Linked DNA regions of Mus musculus: region 2 is linked to region 1. The links are chromatin contacts, found by Hi-C in ENCODE. All regions are on one chromosome and are shown on one strand. Each heading gives the region's core, a stretch centred on a gene start or an enhancer-like site at or near the end of the contact. The rest is flanking DNA. Distances are from core to core; before and after follow the strand shown.

Region 1 (4,864 bases), core at 830-3,329:
CTTCGTGAATGCACATGCGCACGCACGCACTCACGCACACACATGTACACACAAATAAAAGATAACCAAATATTTATAGAAGTAGGATCTTACGATTTGTGTAATTTGTTGCTTGTTTGATTTCTGGTGTTGTGCCTGACCAAAAACAACTTGGGGAGGAAAGGGTGGTCTTTCAGGTTATAATCCTTCCAAAAGGGAAGTCGGGATGGGAACTTGAGACAGGAAGTTGGAGACCGGAAGCTGAAGGCAGGAGCCATGGAACAATGCTACTTATTTGTCCTGCTACTTTCATTATACAGCCGAGGATCACCTGCCCAGGGTTGGCATCACCCACAGTGGGGCTGGGCCCTCTCACATCAATCACCAAGCAAGAAAATGCTCTCACAGACGTGCCCACAGGCCAATCTGTTGGGGGCAATTCCTCAGCTGAAGTTTCCTCTTCCCTTGTGTGTGACATTGACAACTGAAGCTAACTGTGCCATTGGGTCACTTCCCACCACCACCTCCAACACTGTGACCACACTAGAATATTCTGCATTCTGGGTTTGTCTCCATCCTCAAAGTACCAAGTTCAGGGGCCCCAGCACACTGCCTAAAATTCCTCCCTCCACACACTTAACTCCAAGGCCCCTCCGAGCCATTAGCTTCGCCATTTCCCTGAAGAGACTGACCCATCGGATTAGTTAGTACCAGTCAGACTGCGCAGTGAGTTACCAGCTCAGTCAGTCCAAATGGTTTATTAGCCTTATCATTCCAATACAGAGTTTGTTCAAGTATGTCATGCTTAGCTTAGCAGAACTTTTTCTTTTTAATTGCCTGTGTCTGTATGTGTGGACATACATGCAGTGTCTGCTGTCTATCCATTGTGTGGGGCTCCCAGCAGGGGGATAGAACTCAGGCTATCACCAGGCCGGGTAGCAAGCACCTTTACTTGGTAAGCCATCTCACTGGTCCAGTCTTTAAGCAAACGTTCCAAGACTCAGTCTTACTTACCAGCAGGACTAAGAGTCAGTTATAGGCTGTAAATAAAGGTTTTGGTTTTAGTTTCTTTTCTTTTCTTTTCTTTTCTCTTCTTCTTTTCTTTCCCTTTCTTTCTTTCTTTTTCTTTTTTCCTTTCCTTTTTTTTTTTTTTTTTTTTTTGAGACAGGGTCTCACTATGCAGCCCTGGCAGAACTCACTGTGTCGACTACACTGGTTTCGAACTCACAGAGATTCGCCCGCCTCTGCCTCCCAAGAGCTGGGATTAGTGGCATGTGCCACTAAAGATGTGTTTAGTTTTATGTGTATGGATGCTTTGCGTTCATGGAGGTCTGTGCACCCTGTGTGTGTGCAGTAGCCCTGGAGGCCAGAAGAAGGTGCCGGATCCACGAGGAACTAGAGTTACAGATTGTTAGGAGACACAAGGTGGGTGCTGGGAATCGAGCCCAGAACCTCTGACTAGCAGCCAGTGCTCTTAACTGTGGAGTTATCTCTTCAGTCCTTAAAATAATAATAATAATAATAAGAAGAAGAAGAAGAAGAAGAAGAAGAAGCAGCAGCAGCAGCAGGGCGGTAGTGGCGCACGCCTTTAATCCCAGCACTTGGGAGGCAGAGGCAGGCGGATTTCTGAGTTCGAGGCTAGCCTGGTCTACAAAATGAGTTCCAGGACAGCCAGGGCTACACCGAGAAACCCTGTCTCGAAAAAAACCAAAAATAAATAAATTTTAGTAATTTTTGTTTTAAGAAGAGACAGAAAAGTGAGATACCAAGAGAGGGAGAGGAGGCCGAGACTGTTACACTTGACGCCTGGGTCCTGAGAAGATGGCAAGAAGGGAAGATTTAGACCCTGGTGACCTGGATTAGGAACCCAGTTTGGGGCCGGAACCTCGGAGTCTAGGGTTCCAGTTTCCCGGTGGAACCCCTCCAGCCATAGGAACCACCATCCCTCCACGCATCTCAACAACAAACCGCTGTCAAGTGAAAGGCCCGCTTGGCCGGATTTCCGGGGGCGGAACCGGCAGCCACCCCCGCCCAGCTTGCCCAGTTAAAAGGCGGCGGCGGGAGAGGGAGGGAACTCGCTGTCTCGCGAGAGTTGGGCTACCGAGTCCTCAGTGAACCGGCCATGGAGGGCGAGCGGGCGCCGCTGTTGGGTTCGCGGCGTCCGGCAGTGTCGGCGGCGTCCGCGGTGTTCGCGGGGCGGCGTGCGGCGTGCGGGGCGGTGCTGTTGGCCGAGCTGCTGGAGCGCGCGGCCTTCTACGGCGTCACGGCCAACCTGGTGCTGTTCCTGAATGGCGCGCCGTTCGACTGGGAGGGCGCGCAGGCCAGCCAGGCGCTGCTGCTCTTCATGGGCCTCACCTATCTGGGCTCGCCGTTCGGGGGCTGGCTCGCCGACGCCCGCCTCGGCCGGGCCCGCGCCATCCTGCTCAGCCTGGCCCTCTACCTGCTGGGCCTGCTGGCCTTCCCGCTGCTGGCCGCGCCCCGCTCGCGCTCCTTCCTCTGCGGGGACCCGCGGCCCGAGCTCGTGCGCAACTGCTCGGCGCCCTTCCCCAACGGGTCAGCGTCGTGTCCCGAGAACGCCGCGCGCCGCTGTGCCCCCGCCACCTTCGCGGGGCTCGTGCTCGTGGGTCTCGGGGTGGCCACGGTCAAGGCCAACATCACGCCCTTCGGCGCCGATCAGGTGAGCCGGACCCGCTCAGGTCTTCCCGGGTTTGGGGACCACCACCCCCCCCCCCCCCGCCGCACCTCCTGCGCACCACGGCTACCCGAACCTAAGCGTTGACTTTAACAACGCTGGGGACACGGGGGAACTGGCACGGTAGCCTGTGTATCATCTGCACCTCCTGTCCCCCAGGGTTCTTCCACTGATTGGAAAAAAGGAGCCACCCCAAACACCTAAGCCTACATCCCCACTTGCCTCTGCACCTATGCGCAATCGATCGGAAAGCACAGGGCTGCCCACCAAGCTTCCCAACCCATAGACCTGCACCCCACATCGCCTCAGATCTAGAGAAAGGTTAAGGTGAGGGAGAGGAATTTCCCAACCCAGGGAATCTCCCTTGTAGTGCAGAGAAGAAGGCCACCTGCCTCTGATCCCTCCTTGTTAGTGGAGGTGAGGAAGGAGACCTGCTCTTCCCTTGGAGAGTGGCAGGAGGAAACCCATCTGCTCCAACACCCGAGTGGGTAGGAGGAAGGGCAAGACTCCCTCTAATGCGTGTGGGGAGGAAGCCCATGAGTAGAACCCATTCCACACCTGGCACTAGGTCCAGGACTGAGTAAGAGGGAGTAACAGCCCCTTCCCCTCCCCTGTGCGCACCGCTGTCCACATCTGCTCTTGCATCTGGTAGGGGACTGTAGGAGGGGAGAGAACAACACCCACCCTCTGCTCTGGGGGAGCTTTGTGTGTGTGTGTGTGGGGGGGTGGTGGTGGAAGTACTGGAATAGGGGAAAGCTGTATAAACAGTTATGATCTGGGTGGTAAGGAAGAGTTGAGGTGGGATTTATTCGTGATGCAGTAACCATTGTGGTTTTAAGGAGAAGGGACGTTCTGTTGGTGGAGTCATCTGCGTTGAGATCTGAAAGAGAAAAGGGTGAAGTTATGACTTGGAGGATAGACATGTACAAAGGCTCTGACACTGCCCTAGCTTCCCTTTTACAAAGTTAGGGGCAAGAGACAGGCAAGCGCTTAGTTTCCATCTTTAATGCTTTAAGTAAGTTTTGGGGTAGGGTGTGGCAGGTGGGAAAGACCAGCATCATTCGCTGCTACTCTGACATCCAAGAACAAGGGATGAGGAGGGAGCCAGAGCTGTGGAGCCACATCTGCTCTGCTTCCCTTTCTTAGGGGACTCCCATGCCAAGAATAGTTCTAGTGGTCAGATGCAAATAGAGTATTTTGTAAGCAGTGGAAATTATGTGGGGTTTGAGTGTCAGGCTCTCAGGATAAAGCTTGCTTTCTTCCTTTCTTTCTTCTTCTTTTTTTTTTTTTGGTTTTTCAAGACCGGGTTTCTCTGTGTAGCCCTAGCTGTCCTGGAACTCACTCTGTAAACCAGGCTGGCCTCGAACTCAGAAGTTCACCAGCCTCTGCCTCTCAAGTGCTGGGATTAAAGGCGTGCGCCACCACTGCCCAGCTTAAGGTCTCATTCTTAATTGCTTACACATCCCCGACCTCTGCCTTCCATGGAGCTGTAAAACTGAGTAAAGCAGGGGCTAGATAACTCCTAAAACAGAACACGTGTTGTCCTGTTTCAGAAAGACTGCAAATAGCTATCCTAGAGTGCGTTGTGTGCCAGGAGGGTGAGAGCACGGCTCAGACTACCGCTGGTCTGAGGAGAGAAGTGTGGCCTAGAGTGGAGGCAGTGCCTTGGACTGAAGGTTGCACTCAGATTGGGAGGCTGGCTATAGGAAGTGCTAGAGGGTTATTTGTGTGTAACAGGGAAGGTGAGCCCTGGGTCTTGGTACAAAACTGATCCTTGAGAAGCTGAAATTGAAGTCAGCAGAGCGAAGTCATCTCAGAGTAGCACCACAAATGTAGGACTGACTGGCCAGTGTTATATGGTGTCTGTAAGGCTGGCCATTTCGGAGAGGACACAATCTCAACGGTGTCAGAAGTAGTAGTGATCTCAGTATTTAAGAGATTGAGGCAGGAAGGTTGCCACATCACATATTCTGGGCTACAGAGCAAGACTGTGGGTCATACAAGTAAAATGTAAACAAAAGAAGTGTTGCTACTTGAGAGTTCTGGAGTTCTCAGAGGTGTTCATCAAACTTTCAAGACCAGACTCCTGGCCTTGGCCTCTGTTCCACTAGTATATATTACCTCTGTCATTTAAGCCTAGGTGTGGTGGTTTGCATGAAGTGGCCCTCATAAGCCTCATATCTTTGGTTGGAT
Region 2 (4,619 bases), core at 767-3,266, 1.4 Mb before region 1:
ACATGGGGGTGGGGGGGGGGGGAGGTTTGAGGCCAGCCTGGAGACTTTGTCTCAAAGAAACAAAGCAAAACAAGACTGCCCTCACGACCTAAAGCCTTCTATCTTTAGAGTTTAAATGTTTTTTATAAATTATATACATGCTTGGCCGGGAGATGGTGGCACACACCTTTAATCCCAGCACTCAGGAGAGGTAGAAAGGTGGATCTCTGTGAGTTCAAGACCAGCCTGGTCTACAGCTCTAGTTCCAGGACAGCCAGGAATACACAAAGACAACCCTGTCTGGAAAAAGACAAATCCAAAACCAAAATAAAAGACGACAATAAAAACAAAACAGAAAACAAACAAACAAACAAAAAGTTCTCTTCTCCCTCCATCTTTCCTTCCCTCCTTCCTTCCTTTTTTCTTCTCAGATCTGCCTTGCTGCCTGAAGCATTAGTCCTAGACCGTGTCCAACTCGGTTCATATTTGGGGAACACCAACATAAGGATAGGCTCCCGTGCAAATTTGTGACACAGTACTGGTAAGTGTGCCCCATCTTGCAGAGACTTAGCTCACACGCTAAGAATGAAAGCCACCGGCCGGTGAGATGGCTCGGCAGTTAGAAGTATTTCCCACCAAGCCTGGCCTGAGTTCTGTCTCAGGAACCTACATAGTTGAAAAGAACCAAATCCTGAAAGTTGTTCTCTCATCTCTACATGTGTGCTACCCATAAGTAAATGTGTGTGTGTGTGTGTGTGCGTGTGTGTGTGTGAGAGAGAGAGAGAGAGAGAGAGAGAGAGAGAGAGAGGAAGTTGGATAGGGTAACTTTCCCTCACAGTTGGAGCCTGTCATGGTAGGAGAGTTATGTCAGCGGGTTGAGGTATCTGGTCACATGGCATCCACAGTCAGGAAGCAGAAAGTGATGGATGCTGGCACTCAGCTCACTGCCTCCTCTTTTTGAATCAGGACCCCAGAACGTGGGATGGTGCTGCCCACAGTTAAGAAGAGTTTCCCCTTGTCAATTTCCCTAATCTAGACAATCCCTCCTAAAGGAGCCCAGAGGCTTCTCTCTTTGGTGACAATCAAATTTTACCATCACTGGGGTATTGGCTCTCTAGGAGGGGCACACCTCTGGTCTTCCCCACTCTCTACCCTATGCACACCTCTGTGCTGGTGTTAGGTGTTAATCGGTCTCCTTTCCTGGGTTGTTATTTGACTGTGAAATGTCTTTGCAGACTCCTGTGTTGGAATACTTGTTTCTCAGCTGGTGGCAGGCTTTTGGGAGGTTGTGGGACTTTTAGGAAGGGTGGTCTCACTGTAGAAAGTGAGTGGCTGACAATCTACCCTCGAGGGCTCTAGCCTGGACCACACCTGTCATGTCTGCCTTGGCCTCCTGTCCCTCCAAAATGTGAAGGGTTAAGGTTAATGTCCCCTCTTCCCCCCCTCCCCCAACATTGGCGGCCATCTGCAGCCATAACTTTTCTGACACAATGAACTTTAGCCCCTGAGACCATGAGCCAATATAAATCCTTCCTCCCTTACTTAGCTTTTGATGGGTAGACTGCCACAGTGACCAGAAAAGCAACCGCTTTGCCTGATTCTCCCACCAGAACTGCATCCAGGGTGGGACCTGCAGGTTTTCTTTGAGGACCCAGGTGTGGAGCTCTCAGGGTTAGGTGATCAATCGGTGAGCCTACCTTATTCTAATTCCTTTGCTGTCAGTGTGTGCTGTAATGGTGAATTTAGAATTTTGCTTTTTCCGCTGTTGGGCTTTAAATCTAGGGCATGGTGGGCAAAGGCTAACCACTGACCTATAGCCCCAGCTCTCGAAAGTTTTAAGTAAACAAAACGAGCGAAAGTGCAGAAACCAGCAAGGATGGACAGTGTGTTAACTAGTCAAGCCACGCAGCGAGAGGACTTTAGGCCAGGCCCCGCCCCTAGATGGAACCACACCCACTTCCCCACCCCTCGCGACGACCCGCCCAGGTGCCTTGGGTCCCGCGGGAGGGGGTGGGGCAGGCGCAAGCGCAGAGAGCGCGGGCGCGGTTGCCGTGGCAGCGCCTGCCCGAGGGAGGGCGGCGGCGCGGGGCCAGGACCCCGGCAGGCAGAGGCGGCGACGCGGCCACCGGAGAGTGTGCGGCGGGGCAGCTGAGCGGCGGGTGCCCCGCCCTGCTGGCCGGTGGGGATGCGGGACCGGCTGCCCGACCTCACGGCGGTGAGCAGAAAGCCGCATAGCGGTCTGAGCCGGCGGGCGAGCTGTTGTGGGTCGGGCAAAAACCCCAGGAAGAACCTGGGGAGTTGGGGTGGAGAGACGCAAGGAGGGGAGTCCAGAAGCAAGACCTTAGGAGGAGTCTGAGTAGGGGGACGGAGGGGAGTCCAGGAGGGGAACCTGGGGAGGGAGCTCCGAGGAGGAACGCCCCTGGAGGCAACTGGGCAGCGTCTCTAGGAGGGAATCTAATAAGAGGGTTCTAGGAGCCCCGGGGCCTCCAGAGGCTTCGGTGTCTCCAGGGATGGCAGGGCGTAGTCTTCAGGAAGGATCCAGGCAGCCTCCTAGCAGGGTCCCAGGGAGCTTTCGGTTCTTCAAGAGTCACAAGATGCACAAGAGGAACCCAATCGGTGTTTCTGAGCAGAGTCTCAGGGAAAGGGCTCTGGGGTCCTTGGCGTCTTCAGGGGTGTTAGGGTGGGGCTTCAGGAGCATTCTTGGGAGGTCTCCAGGAGACCCTGGTCAGGGCTGCATGCAAGTCGATTCTTGCGACAAGGCTCCTGGTCTTCCTTGGGTTCCAAGGGTCACAGTTTGTTGGGACTCCAGGAATGGGCTGTGGGAGAGGTTCGGGGCCGGTGCTGGGAGCATCTTACAGGGCACTTCTGGGCACAGATGCTGGTAGGTGTCTGAGGTGAGTCCTCTCCGCCTGCCCTGGCACTACTCCTGTGTACCGATGTTTGGGTCGGAGTCCTCTTGGCCACCTGACAGGGTTGATTTCAGTGGGTGAGAGTGTGGCTCAGGGTTTTAGGCAAGGAGCAAGGGCTGCGCTTGGGCTGATGTTGGACTGCCTGCCTGTTTTTTTTTTTTTTTTTTTTTTTTTGCAAGGCTCTTATCACAGCCTCTCCAACTGCCTGCCCCACCCTGGATGATACCCTTTCTAACTGCTTTATTTCATGGCCTGATACAGAATGCTGTGCTGAGTCTCTCACAGACACCCCACACAAACCTGGAGCTCAGGGGCTAGGTACCTGCTTCGGTCAGCACTACCCACTGGGGGCCAGAACTGTATTTACGTTTTAACACAGGCTTTTAGTCACTAGTGAGCATTTTGAGAAGAGAAAAGCTGAGCTTTTTAACGGGGAGTGTGTATACAGTATATCTGCATTTGCAGCGGTCAGTTATTGTACCCAGTTTTGGGGTAGATGTGACATTCAGAACATATATACAGTGCAGGCCCAGTCATGGCGTTTGGCCCTACCCTTTCAGGTGTTTATCATTCTTTTGGGATGAGAACTTCAAGACCAGCCAGGCTGTGGTGGCGCACACCTTTAATCCCAGCGTTTGAGAGACAGAGGCAGGCAGATCTCTTTTGAGTTCAAGGCTAGCCTGGTTTACAGAGTGAGTTCCAAGACAACCAGGGCTACAGAGAGAGAAACCCTGTCTTAAGAAACAGAGAGACAACCTCAAGACCCTCCTCACTGGCTACTGCAGGCATCAGCCACAGCCACGCACTGCGATGCAGAACGTTGGAAGGCAGTCTTTTCCATCCAGCCGGACCCCAGAGCCACCTGTGTGCGCTGCTCACGTCCATTCTTCCCAGACCCTGTAACCAGTCTGTTCTCTGCTCCCTTGAGCACAGCAGCTTTTACATGTCTACACACGGAGCATCTGTGTTGCTGTGCTGATAGGCTTTATGACCCCCCCACTGGCCTGGGGGAGTTTGTTGGGGGGGGGAGACCCTTGGCTGGATTGAGGGGGAAACCTGGGAAGGAGAGCAGTTTGCAAACTGCCAGCGCTGGACTCTTGGCAGGTTTTGTGGACCGCCTGGAAGAGCAGCAGCAGGTGGCGCCCTGTAGTGTCACAGCTCAGGTGCTAGGAGTGGGACCCAGAGCAAGTGTCCCTGGGCAGCTCTTTGGGACTGTTCCGGTGACTAGGTGCCGGATCCTCTTCTCTGTCACCACCACTTCCTTTTTAAATAATTTATTTATTTTTCTATTTGACGTGCATTGGTGTTTTGCCGGCACGTGTGTCTGTGTGAGAGTGTTGGTTCCTGGGGTCAGAGAAAGTTAGGCACTGTCGTGTAAGTGTTGGGAATTGAGTCCTGATCCTCTGGAAGAGCAATCTTAACCACTGAGCTGTCTCTCTAGCCCCTGCTTCTCTGGCCTTTAAGCGCTTCCGTGCTGTGCGCCTCCGGCCTCAACTCTGACAGTCCTCTGCGCCTTCCTGTTACTCCCTAGAGCTGTTGATCCGTTTCCTTCTATGCAATCACTGACCCTTGTGCTGCCGCTGCTGCTGCTGCTGCTGCTGACCCTTGTCTCCAGGTTTCTCCCCTATGGCTGCTGCGACTCAATGTGCTTTCAGGCCCTCTACTCCACTGTGAGAGCTTGCTGCATCTGCCTTTCTCCACACCACCAGTCCCCTCACCACTGCGAGCGGG

The links. A loop is a pair of places that touch in the nucleus more often than their neighbours do.
Region 2: a loop to region 1 is called in a map of gastrocnemius, with 4 times the contacts of the local background. The contact joins the promoter of Stx2 here to the promoter of Slc15a4 in region 1. A Hi-C loop is called at or near these places in 5 of 37 maps with a recorded cell type or tissue (T-helper 1 cell, gastrocnemius, heart and 2 more).

The regions. Positions count from the first base shown.
Region 1 is chr5:127,614,607-127,619,470 of GRCm38, reverse strand. Slc15a4 (solute carrier family 15, member 4) reads left to right here and starts at 2,079. Exons shown (of 8, transcript NM_133895.1): 1 at 2,079-2,656. The coding sequence starts at 2,102.
Region 2 is chr5:129,005,969-129,010,587 of GRCm38, reverse strand. Stx2 (syntaxin 2) reads left to right here and starts at 2,016. Exons shown (of 11, transcript NM_007941.3): 1 at 2,016-2,194. The coding sequence starts at 2,165.